2 separate regions of the Homo sapiens genome follow, and region 2 is linked to region 1. Evidence: chromatin loops called from intact Hi-C (ENCODE). Cell type or tissue: GM12878. All regions are shown on one strand. Each heading gives the region's core, and the rest is flanking DNA. Links, peaks and the distances in the headings are about the cores only. Region 1 overlaps CFAP20DC (CFAP20 domain containing). Region 2 overlaps LOC105377109 (a long non-coding RNA gene).

Region 1 (5,383 bases), core at 288-5,287:
CAGCTATAATCATGTAGTTATTTATAAATTATTTGCTTTAACATCTGTCTGCCCGTCAGACTGTGAGCTCTTTGAAGGAGGTGGCTGTGTCCACCTTACTCCCTGTCTTACACAGTACTAGAGCAATACATGCCCGACTAAATGCCTGGTCACTGCTCAAAGTGTGGATGAAGGAAGGAATAAATGACTGTGAACAGACTTACTAAACTGTTAAATACTATTCACGGTGGAAGGTGTTAATAGCATATTTACTAGGTATTAATAGCATTACTCCCTACTGGGCACAGTGTTTAACATGTTACATGCATTGTTTCATGTGCTCTAACAAAAATGCCATGACTTCAGTACTACGATTATCCCAGTCTTACGGATGAAGAGGTGAGGCTTAGAAAGGTTAAGTACCTTTTCTAAAATAATACTGCTGTACAAGATCAGCCTTTTTTGTATTTGTTACATTCTTAATAGCAATGCACATATACTACAATGAAAAGTAATCCAAGTTTGGACTTTTGGTACCAGCTTTAATTCTAATTTGATTGTTAGATAATAGATGTAAGTCTTGAGCATGACCCCTCAGTGATTAGATATGAAAATTCAACAGGTTTTTCTGGTTAAGCTTTGAAAACCGTGCAAATTTAAATGACTATAATAATTAGAACATTGTATCTTGAGACAAAAATGAATGTTTATTTTTCTAAAAGACAATTAGAGAGTAGACCCTCAGGTTTTACAATCTAACTACAAAGGCATGTACCCCTCAGTAAAATAGGAAAATAATTAGTGGTAACATCTCTGACCTACACCAAGTTCATTTTCCACAAACTCAAGGAAATGAAATGCCTAGAACATGACTTTAATCTAATCTTGATTTTTAACCTTATATTATGCATATTGATATCAGCTCTTAAAAGAGCTCCTTTTAGAATTCAAAAGCATGCATTTCTGCTTGTAGTTTTCTTTTATTAAGATTTTTCTCATTATGGAAACTTTGTCTCATCTACTTTTTATTTTAGAAACCAAAGTTCTAAATTACTTTTCTTAGTAGGTGTTAATTAGGACCCGATTATGGTAGATGCATAGCACAATACGTGTTTATAGAGATAATTGTGACAATTAATATGATTATACACAGATTTTTTAAAGTGAAGCAGGACTTAAGAATTGGTGTGTTCATTATAATAACAAGTTTAACGAGGTCTATTAAAGAGATACTAAATAGTGGAATATTGGTATACTTTGCTTTGTGAAAAATAAAGTGTACCAAATGTGCAAAATTTTTAAAAATAAACATTAATTTAAATATACTGTGGTAGATTACTCTTTAAATAAATTCTATAGTAGATAGGATTATGAAATATAGAATGTCTGTTTTCTGTGATTTGGGAATAATAGCATATCGGGTGTGGGTGTATCTTTAATAGACACTGGGTGTCCACTACTAAGCAAGAGATTCCTCTAAGAAATTTGAAGTATTTAGTTTTAATTTTGTTAATAACTATGAACTGGTTAATATGTTCATTTTGTCAAATTTTAGTTGGAACTGTGTATGATTTCTAAAATACTCCCTCCCCACAAAAGTTCTTTTTAATTTTTAATTTTCCATAATTTGGTGAGATTTATCCATTATCTACAATAGGCTAAGCTGGGCTCAGCTGATGGAGGTACCTACTGTGCCAAATTAATGGTCTTTCTACAAAAGAACTTACATCGATTGAGGGGAAACTTCCTTATAGAGAAAGAATATGAAAAAACATCAGGAAATTGTTCTTGTAAAATATTTGAACAGAAAAATGGCCCTTAGCTGAACATTGAGCTCCCAGGATTGGAAGAGGGAAGAAAGGCCACGTGCTGGTACAGAAATCCCTCCCAGGCCCACACCATGTCCCACAGAGCCCTTCATTACTCTCCGCACCCATTTTTCTCTGAAAAAATCAACATTTGAGAACCAAATGAATAGTCTAGAATTTGTTCTACTTAGTCACAAAAGGCACAAATATTGACTATAATAGATTTTTCCAATTGCTCTGGAATGTGAATGTCATTTCTTCCTATTGTCAATCGTGAGAGACTGTTTTGTTGACTCCAGTTGAATATAAATAGCTGGTAAAAAAAAATACATATGCACACATAACCAAGTCTATTTGGTGACACTAGGAAATTTCATGTGTAATCCAAATAGCATCTGACTGCAGTGCCATAGCACTGCTACTGTTGAGAGCATCATCATTTATGAGAACATCAACGTTTTGTTCATTGTTATCCCTTCTCTCTCATCCCTCACGTCCTGGAGTTGCCCAGACCTGCCTAGTCTTCCTTTTTGATTCACACATAGAACTCCCAGGTAGATTTCTCTTAAAATGAACTTCAAACCATAGTTAGACATTTTTGAGTCATTTAATCCAACTTCCCTTCTGACTCATTTCATTTAATGAATCATTCATTTTGCTCAGCAAGGAACTATTATGTGCCTATTCTGTGTCAAGCACTGGGCTAGGTGCTGGCAGTTCAGGGTGACAGAAGCAGGCCACTGAGTTTATGTCTACTGAAGCACACATTAATTAGAGAATCCCATGGACATGTGTAAAAGTTCAATTCTGACAAGTTCTATGAGGGAAAATTTATGGAAGAGCCTATATTGGAGGAACTTACCCTAATCAGAAAGGTCTGCAAAGACTTGTCTGAGGAAATGATATGTGAACTGAGGCATAAAGGTCAAGAGGGAAAGGAAAAGCCTTCTTGCCATGAACAGCATACACAAACACTCTAGTAGGCAGGAAGAACTGAGAAGGCCCGTCTACCGAGAGGGCAGAAAACGAGAGGTGTAAGATACTCAGACATGTCAGAACATGCAGGGTTTTGCGGGCAATGTTAAGAGCCTTCATCTTACTCCTGAGAGCAGCAGAGAAGCCACTGAAGAACTTTAAGTGAAGGAAAGGAAATGACTCAATTAGATTTATGTTTGTATAAAACCTCTCTGGCTGCATTTTGGAGGAGGGATGGCATGGGGCACCAGCGTGGACACAGTAAGTCACACAGTAAGGCTTTGTCATCATCCAGGAGGAAGAGGATGTCAGTGCTGGTGGAGGAGATGGAAGGAAGTGGACATGGATGGGATATGGAGAGATCAGGGGAAGGTGTCAAGCATGACACCTAGATTCTGACTTTTCAAACCAGATGGATTGTGGTCCCATTCATTAGACCAGGTTTCCAGTTTGAAGTGCCTTTCAGACACTGAAGAGGAGCTGGTAAAGAGGCTACTGGATATAAGGAGTGGAGCTCAGAAGAGAGGACAAGGCTAAGAGATATAAATTAAGGAGTCACCTGATGTCTGAATCTGCCTTACGGCATCCAGAATAGCTATCCAGACTTCTGCTTCAACACCTGCCTTACAGCATCCAGAACAGCTATCCAGACTTCTGCTTGAACACCTGCCTGACAACATCTAGAACAGCTATCCAGACTTCTGCTTCAACACCTGCCTGACAACATCTAGAACAGCTATCCAGACTTCTGCTTCAACACCTGCCTGACAGCATCCAGAACAGCTATCCAGACTTCAGCTTGAACGCCTGCCTGACAACATCTAGAACAGCTATCCAGACTTCTGCTTCAACACCTGCCTAACTGCATCCAGAATAGCTATCCAGACTTCTACTTGAGCACCTGCCTGACAGCATCCAGCATAACTATCCAGACTTCTGCTTGAACACCTGCCTGACAACATCCAGAATAGCTATCCAGACTTCTGCTTGAACACCTGCCTGACAGCATCCACCATAGCTATCCAGACTTCTGCTTGAGCACCCGCCTTATACCATCCAGCATAGCTGATCCAGACTTCTGCTTGAACACCTGCCTGACAGCATCCAGCATAGCTGGTCCAGACTTCTGCTTGAGCACCTGCCTTACAGCATCCAGAATGGCTATCCAGACTTCTGCTTGAGCACCTGCCTGACAGCATCCAGAATAGCTATCCGGAATTCTGCTTGAACAGCTGCCTTACAGCATCCAGCATAGCTATCCAGACTTCTGCTTGAGCACCTGCCTTACAGCATCCAGCACAGCTATCCAGACTTCTGCTTGAGCACTTGCCTTACAGCATCCAGAATAGCTATCCAGACTTCTGCTTGAGCACCCGCCTTACAGCATCCAGAATGGCTATCCAGACTTCTGCTTGAACATCTGCCTTACAGCATCCAGAATAGCTATCCAGACTTCTGCTTGAGCACCTGCCTTACAGCATCCAGAATAGCTATGCAGACTTCTGCTTGAGCACCCGCCTTACAGCATCCAGAATGGCTATCCAGACTTCTGCTTGAGCACCCGCCTTACAGCATCCAGCACAGCTATCCAGACTTCTGCTTGAGGACCTGCCTGACAGCATCCAGAATAGCTATCCAGACTTCTGCCTGAGGACCTGCCTGACAGTATCCAGAATAGGAATCCGGAATTCTGCTTGAACAGCTGCCTTACAGCATCCAGCATAGCTATCCAGACTTCTGCTTGAGCACCTGCCTTACAGCATCCAGCATAGCTCTCCAGACTTCTGCTCAAATGCCTTCAAAATGACAAAAAATTTATCACCTCAACAGCCAGACATATTTAGAGAAAGATAACCCTTGTGTTGGACTAAAAGCTTCCTGAAGTAAATTCTTCTCATTAGTTCTGATTCTGCCCTTTAGACAAATGGAATTTCTCTCCTACCTAATAGGGCTTCCAGAATTTCAAGAAAAATGACATGGTTTTTACCTCCTCACGACTTCAACATCTACCTCATGTCTCCTGTTCAGCAAAAATTCTTTCAGTTCACTTCAGCAATCTAGCCCTTGCCTTTATCTTCAGATTTATCTATTACAAACACAAAAACAGACCCAAAACACACCCATACATACACACACTACTTCCACTCAGACCTAAATATCTGGATCTTGCTGAGTATGGTATATTTTCACAAACCCATGTGTCTTTTTTTTTTTAAGACTGATGCATAGGAGTGGTTTTTAATCCCCCTACATGTAAAATTATAGCTCTACAGCAGAGGCTAATGAGACCAACTAGCTAGCTAGAGGAATTTTTGCAGGGAGTAGGTCAGGCAGGAAGTGGCCAGTAGCTTATATATGTCCAGGACTGGTGGGCAAATGTGGACTTACTTGGGACCATCATTGTAATGTTTAAGTTGGTCCTGTCTTACAGGTGGGTCACAGCAGAAGGCTTTCTAGGTAATGGGCAGTGTTTTCAGTTAAAGGCTATCACCCTCACCTGCCCTGTTAGTCAGAGGAGGCTAATTGCAGTCACAAAGAACCCCTCAGTTGTAGTCCAATCAGGAGTTCCTTGGGAAGCCTTTTATGTCGTCATTCAGGGACCTGCATCTAGTGGCTTCCCT
Region 2 (5,383 bases), core at 132-5,131, 180 kb after region 1:
TTATGGTGATCTGTGATCCGCAATCTTTGACGTTACTATTGTAATTGTTTTGGGGCACCACAAACTGAGCATATGTAAGATGGCAAACTTAATAAATGTGTGTGTCCTGACTGTGTCACCAACCAGTCATTCACCCATCTCTCTCCCTCTCCTCAGGCCTCCCTATTCCCTGAGACACAACAATATTGACATGAGGCCAATTCATAACCCTACCATGGACTCTCAGTGTTAAAGTGAAAGAAAGAGTTGCACATCTCTCACCTTTTACCAAAAGCTAGAAATGATTAAACTTAGTGAGAAAGTCATATCAAAAGCCAAGACAGGCCAAAAGCTAGGCCTCTTGGGCCAAGTGGTAGTCAAGTGGTAGATGCAAAGTAAAAGTTCTTGAAGGAAATTGAAAGTGCTACTCCAGTGAACATGAATGATAAGATAGCAAAACAGCTTTATTGCTGATAAGGAGAAAGTTTGAGGGATCTGGATAGAAGATCAGGATGCAAAACATTCCCTAAGCCAAAGCCTAATCCAGAGCAAGGCCCTAACTCTCTTCAGTTCTATGAAGGCTGAGACAAGTGAGAAAACTGCAGAAGAAAAGTTGGAATATAGCAAAGTTTGATTCATGAGGTTTAAGGAGAGAAGCTGTCTCCATAACATAAAAATACACAGTGAAGCAGCAAGTGCTGATGAAGAAGCTGCCAGTTATCTAGAAGATCCAGCTGAGATCATTGAAGAAGGTGTTACAGAACAAAGAAATATGTTATAGGAAAGGGGTCCCAATCCAGACCCCAAGAAAGGGTTCTTAGATCTCATGCAAGAAATAATTCAGGGCGAGTCTGCAGTGCAAAGTGAAAGCAAGTTTATTAAGAAACTAAAGCAATAAAAGAATGGCTACTCCATAGACAGAGCAGCCCCGAGAGTTGCTGGTTGCCCATTTTTATGGTTATTTCTTGATGATATGCTAAACAAGGGGTGGATTATTCATTCCCCCCACTTTTTAGACCATATAGGGTAATTTCCTGTCGTTGCCATGGCATTTGTAAACTGTCATGGCACTGGTGGGAGTGTAGCACTGAGGATGACCAGAGGTCACTCTTGTGGCCATTTTGGCTTTGCTCAGCTTCTTTTCTGCAACCTGTTTTATCAACAAGCTCTTTATGACCTGTTTTTTGTGCTGACCTCCTATCTCATCCTGTGACTTAGAATGCCCTAACCATCTGGGAATAAGGCCCAGTAGGTTTCAGCCTCATTTTTCCCAGCTCCTGCTTAAGATGGAGTTTCTCTGGTTCACATGCCTCTGACAAAGGTGGCTAAATCGAACAACAGATTTTCAATGTAGATGAAACAGCCTTCTATTGGAAGAAGACACCATCTAGGATTTTCCTAGCTGGAGAGGAGAAATCAGTGGTGATCAGACCCCAAAATATACAATAAAATGAGTGCATCAGGGACCTTGGACCCAGTGTGGGGGTCCCTGCAATGGTGAGGGGCAGAGGGAGGGAGAGAGATGACAGGAGCAACTGAGTGCATTGGCATTTCCTCTGCAGGCCATAGAAAGGGAGTTTCCCCCACTGCTTTTACCAGAACACCAAGCCTTTGAAGCCTCCCATCCCTCAGGAAGCATTCAACCTTTTAAAAAACAGCCACAATGAAACCCTCCTCTTGTCCAAACATCTCTGATTCCCTCCTGTCTAGTTCTGCTTCAGCTCCATAAACAAAGGTGTGCACTGGCACCCAGTGCAGAAAGCTAAGCCCTTGTGAAAACCTGGATAACTCCTACTCCTGATAAAGGTGGACTGTGTGTGAAGAAAGTACACCCAGCAATAAAACACAGGCTTGGCATAAGGAAACTAGGACAGAAATGTATTTGGCAATCATTTTCTATAACCTTAAAACCGTCCAGCTCTATGAAAAGCATCCTTGCAAACATTTGTTTTTGGTGTTTTGTGAGTGTGGGCACAGGTAGGTGTAAAAGGAAAATCTTGGGGCCCCAAAATTACTAAGCTAAAGGGAAAAGTCAAGCTGGGAACTGCTCAGGGCAAACTTGCCTGCCATTCTATTTAAAGTCATCCTTCTGCTCACTGAGACAGATGCATAGTCTGATCTCCTCCCTTGAAAAGGCTTATCAGAAACTCAAAAGAATGCAACCATTTGTCTCTCACCTACCTGTGACTTGGAAGCCCCCTCCTTGCTTCAAGGTGTCCTCCCCTTTCTGGACAGAACCAATGTACTTCTTATATGTATTCATTGATGTCTCATGTTTCCCTAAAGTGTATAAAATCAAGCTGTGCCCCGACCACCTTGGGCACATGTCCTCAGGACTTCCTAAAGCTGTGTTATGGGCACTCGTCCTCAACCTTGGCAAAATAAACCTAAGTTAACTGAGACCTGTCTCAAATTTTGGGGGTTCACATTTGGTAACCACGGGGGCATTCTGAGTGGAGATGCTCCTGACCTTTGACAAATTTCCTGTGGTGCTTGGTACGAGCATGAGCTAACGTTATGGCTGAAACCAATAGGACAATTTGCTGAGGTCTGAGAGCACCCCCTTCAGGGAATCCCTGATCTCTCAAAATTTGGTCAAGATCTAAAGTTTATTTTGCTGTACAACTCCTCTTTTTTTGGAGTTTTACTTGCTTCCAACACAAGGAAGGCAAGTTTTTCTGCTTCCATGATGGTGGAAGGCAGGTAACTCCTTTATGGAGTTTGATTTGAGCTCACTTCTGACAGGGAAGACGAGCTTTTTTTTCCTGCTTCTAGGATGGTAGACAGAAGTCTTCAGCCTAAGATCCATCCCTGGGTCTTAGTAACTGAATTGGAGTTTGTCTTGGTTAAGTTGAGATTAACAACCAGCTGGACTTAATTTCTCCTTGCCATTAGAGCACTCAGTGATCATATTGTTGGGGGTGTTGTTTGTTCTGGTCTTTCTCCCATCAGATTTGACCAACTCTACCTGAGTTGGTCAAATCCAAGTGAGAATTCCAAATTATGGGAAACAGGGCCTCTCTAATTTTGCTAAAATTCCTCACAGCTGCAAAAGAAAAAAAAAGCCATGTGTTTGGGCTCTGTGTTTGCTTCCTGCCTTAAAAAAAAAAAAAATCTTTCATTTATTTTCCTTCCACCCTATATCTCCTTTCCCCTTTTGCCATCTGCAGTACCAAAAAATTTAGAGAAGGAGTCTAATGACTTGAACCCCTTTTAAAGAATTCAGAACAAAGGCACCACTCACCTGCTTTTGGGGTGTTCTGTTCTCTTTGGGGAGTTTCAAGAGTCAAGGGCATATTTCTTTTAGGTCTAAAGCTGTTTTCCTGTATTGCATGACCTGACTTTTTTGGCTTTGGGGTTCCAGAAATGACTTTGCACTGTGAGAGGATTTGACCTTGGCATGTATAATGTCACACGAGAGCTACAAAGTAACGGGTAGCTGAGTACAGTTTACAGGAAGTGATCTTGGCTGGTTTTTTTATTTTTCTCTTGTAGGAAGTTGTTGTTTTAGGATCCTAATTCTAGTTCGGAGATGCATTCTAAAGAGTCTTCTCTATTGCTTTTTCTCCCAAATTAATCTTAATTTGGTTTGTCTGTGCATATTTGCATGAGGAACTGAACTGTTGTTTTCATACGTTAATGAGTGACTGAGTTTTCTCAGCTCTTAAGAGAAAGGGCATTTGCTCCCCTCAGCCGAAAAGTGCCCTAGGTGACTGAAGGCCTCTGGGAGTGCCTGGAGGATTGACCCCCTACAATGTGCAGCTGCCCTGCAGGAAAATCCCCAACAAAAATTAATTTTTAAAATGGCTTGTCCAGGAAACACATATAAGAGCTGATCACCCAGTGTTTTGAGTCCTCTCTGACTGAGGTCATAGACCTCTGGAGAGAGAAACAAGACACTTAAGAGGGTGGAAACCACTCAGTGGTGACACACTGTGGAGTCCTGCCCACCAGCAGCACACATGGATCCGTCCACAAAAACCCTAGGCCACAGCTCAGTTCCTCCTTTTAAGATAAAAAAAAAAGGTAGGAAACAAATGATCTAAGAATGAAGAGAAAACAAGGAGAATGACTCCCTTTCGAGCACTCCATAGGTTTTATGGTGCCTCTACTTGCCAGAGCTTATATAATATGGAAATAATATGGCCTTTGTGTACATTTATGTTAAGGAAAAAGAGCCCTAAGGTCGATCTGCAAACTATAGAGTTCCTAAGTCCTTTTTTAATCTATTTTTTACTTTCTGCTTGCTCTAAACCTGCTGCTATTTTTCTATTAAGATAAAAACCACTGTTTAGATCCAACAAGTTCTTTTTGCAAGCCAGTGAATTTGTATTTATCTCATGGCTAAAAGTTCTAAAGTAAAAGCTATAGAATCTTCTGTGTGTGTGTGCGTGTGCATGTGTGTGTGTATTTCAAAGGCCTTTATCATTTCTACAATGTTATCTTTAATTAGCAATTAAGTCTGTTTTAATCTCCCTCTAACACACCAAACTTCTTCTCTCTGCACCTTATAATGTAAATTTCGCTATTTGATTTTCACCTGAGTTGTTTCCTTTGATATGCAAATTAGCTGGCAACTGCTCAGTCTTGTGAAACAGGTTATCAACAATCTGAAAGTCTAAGGAAAAAAAAGTTTTTATGAATCTATAAGATGTACTTCTATCAGCATGCCTAATATGTCTATGTATTTATGTGTTGTGTACACAATGTTTCACCACTAAAAATATATAAAAGAGCTCTAATTAATTGGCTTAAAAAAATAAAAGTGTTTAAATCAGGTACTAAAAAAGAAAAGACTAGTCAAATGCTTTTTCAAGTTTATGTAACTTAAGTAAAATATTTAATAACTAATCTAGCTTTAAAATTATTGATAAAGTAATATTAGAAATATCTTAAGAATTTCCAGCATAAATTTCTGTTTGCATTTATTAATCAAGCAATTCCATACTTATCCCTGCCAAATACTATAAGGTGTCAAAATTTGGTATAGGGGTTACAAAACTATAAACCCAGCCCAAAAAAGGATGATCTTTGCTTGTGTAATTTTTAATAAATAAGACATTGATATTGGTTTAATGAAAATAGCTGCATCTTGAATTTAGTAAGATTACCATAACTTCTAATCCTGTGGCTTTAGGCAGTATAGTCCACAGGCGGTAAGGAGGTTTGTTTTGGGAAAGGACTGTTATCATCTTTGTTTCAAAGCTAAACTATAAACTAAATCCATCCCAAAGTTAGTTTGGCCTACGCCCAGGAATGAACAAGGACAGCTTGGAAATTAAAAGCAAGATGGAGTCAGTTAGGTCAAATCTTTTTTACTGTCTCAGTTAAAATTTTGCAATGGCAGTTTCATAACTTTAAATGATGACTATAGCAGTTTTCATAAATAATCTAGTAAACAATT

The links. Peaks named below come from ENCODE experiments on the same cell type or tissue, not always from the same donor. Only the 100,000 strongest peaks of a DNase experiment are listed, where the experiment ranks them.
Region 2: it touches region 1 in a loop (2.3-fold over the local background); 1 of 110 quality-filtered maps calls a loop at or near these places.

The regions. Positions count from the first base shown.
Region 1 is chr3:58,871,974-58,877,356 of GRCh38, reverse strand. All of the region lies in intron 7 of CFAP20DC (CFAP20 domain containing), which reads left to right. The region is part of intron 1 of CFAP20DC-AS1 (CFAP20DC antisense RNA 1); the gene reads right to left. Among named protein-coding and RNA genes, the nearest start is that of CFAP20DC-AS1, 50 kb to the right of the region's middle. RefSeq lists an enhancer at 2,053-3,252. In GM12878, for the core only: no CTCF peak of the experiment used is centred there; DNase peaks (open chromatin) are centred at 2,606 and 2,686; H3K27ac peaks cover 1,007 bases.
Region 2 is chr3:58,692,643-58,698,025 of GRCh38, reverse strand. All of the region lies in intron 2 of LOC105377109 (a long non-coding RNA gene), which reads right to left. Among named protein-coding and RNA genes, the nearest start is that of FAM3D, 29 kb to the right of the region's middle. In GM12878, for the core only: a CTCF peak has its summit at 2,510 (motif pointing left); DNase peaks (open chromatin) are centred at 319, 3,335 and 3,771.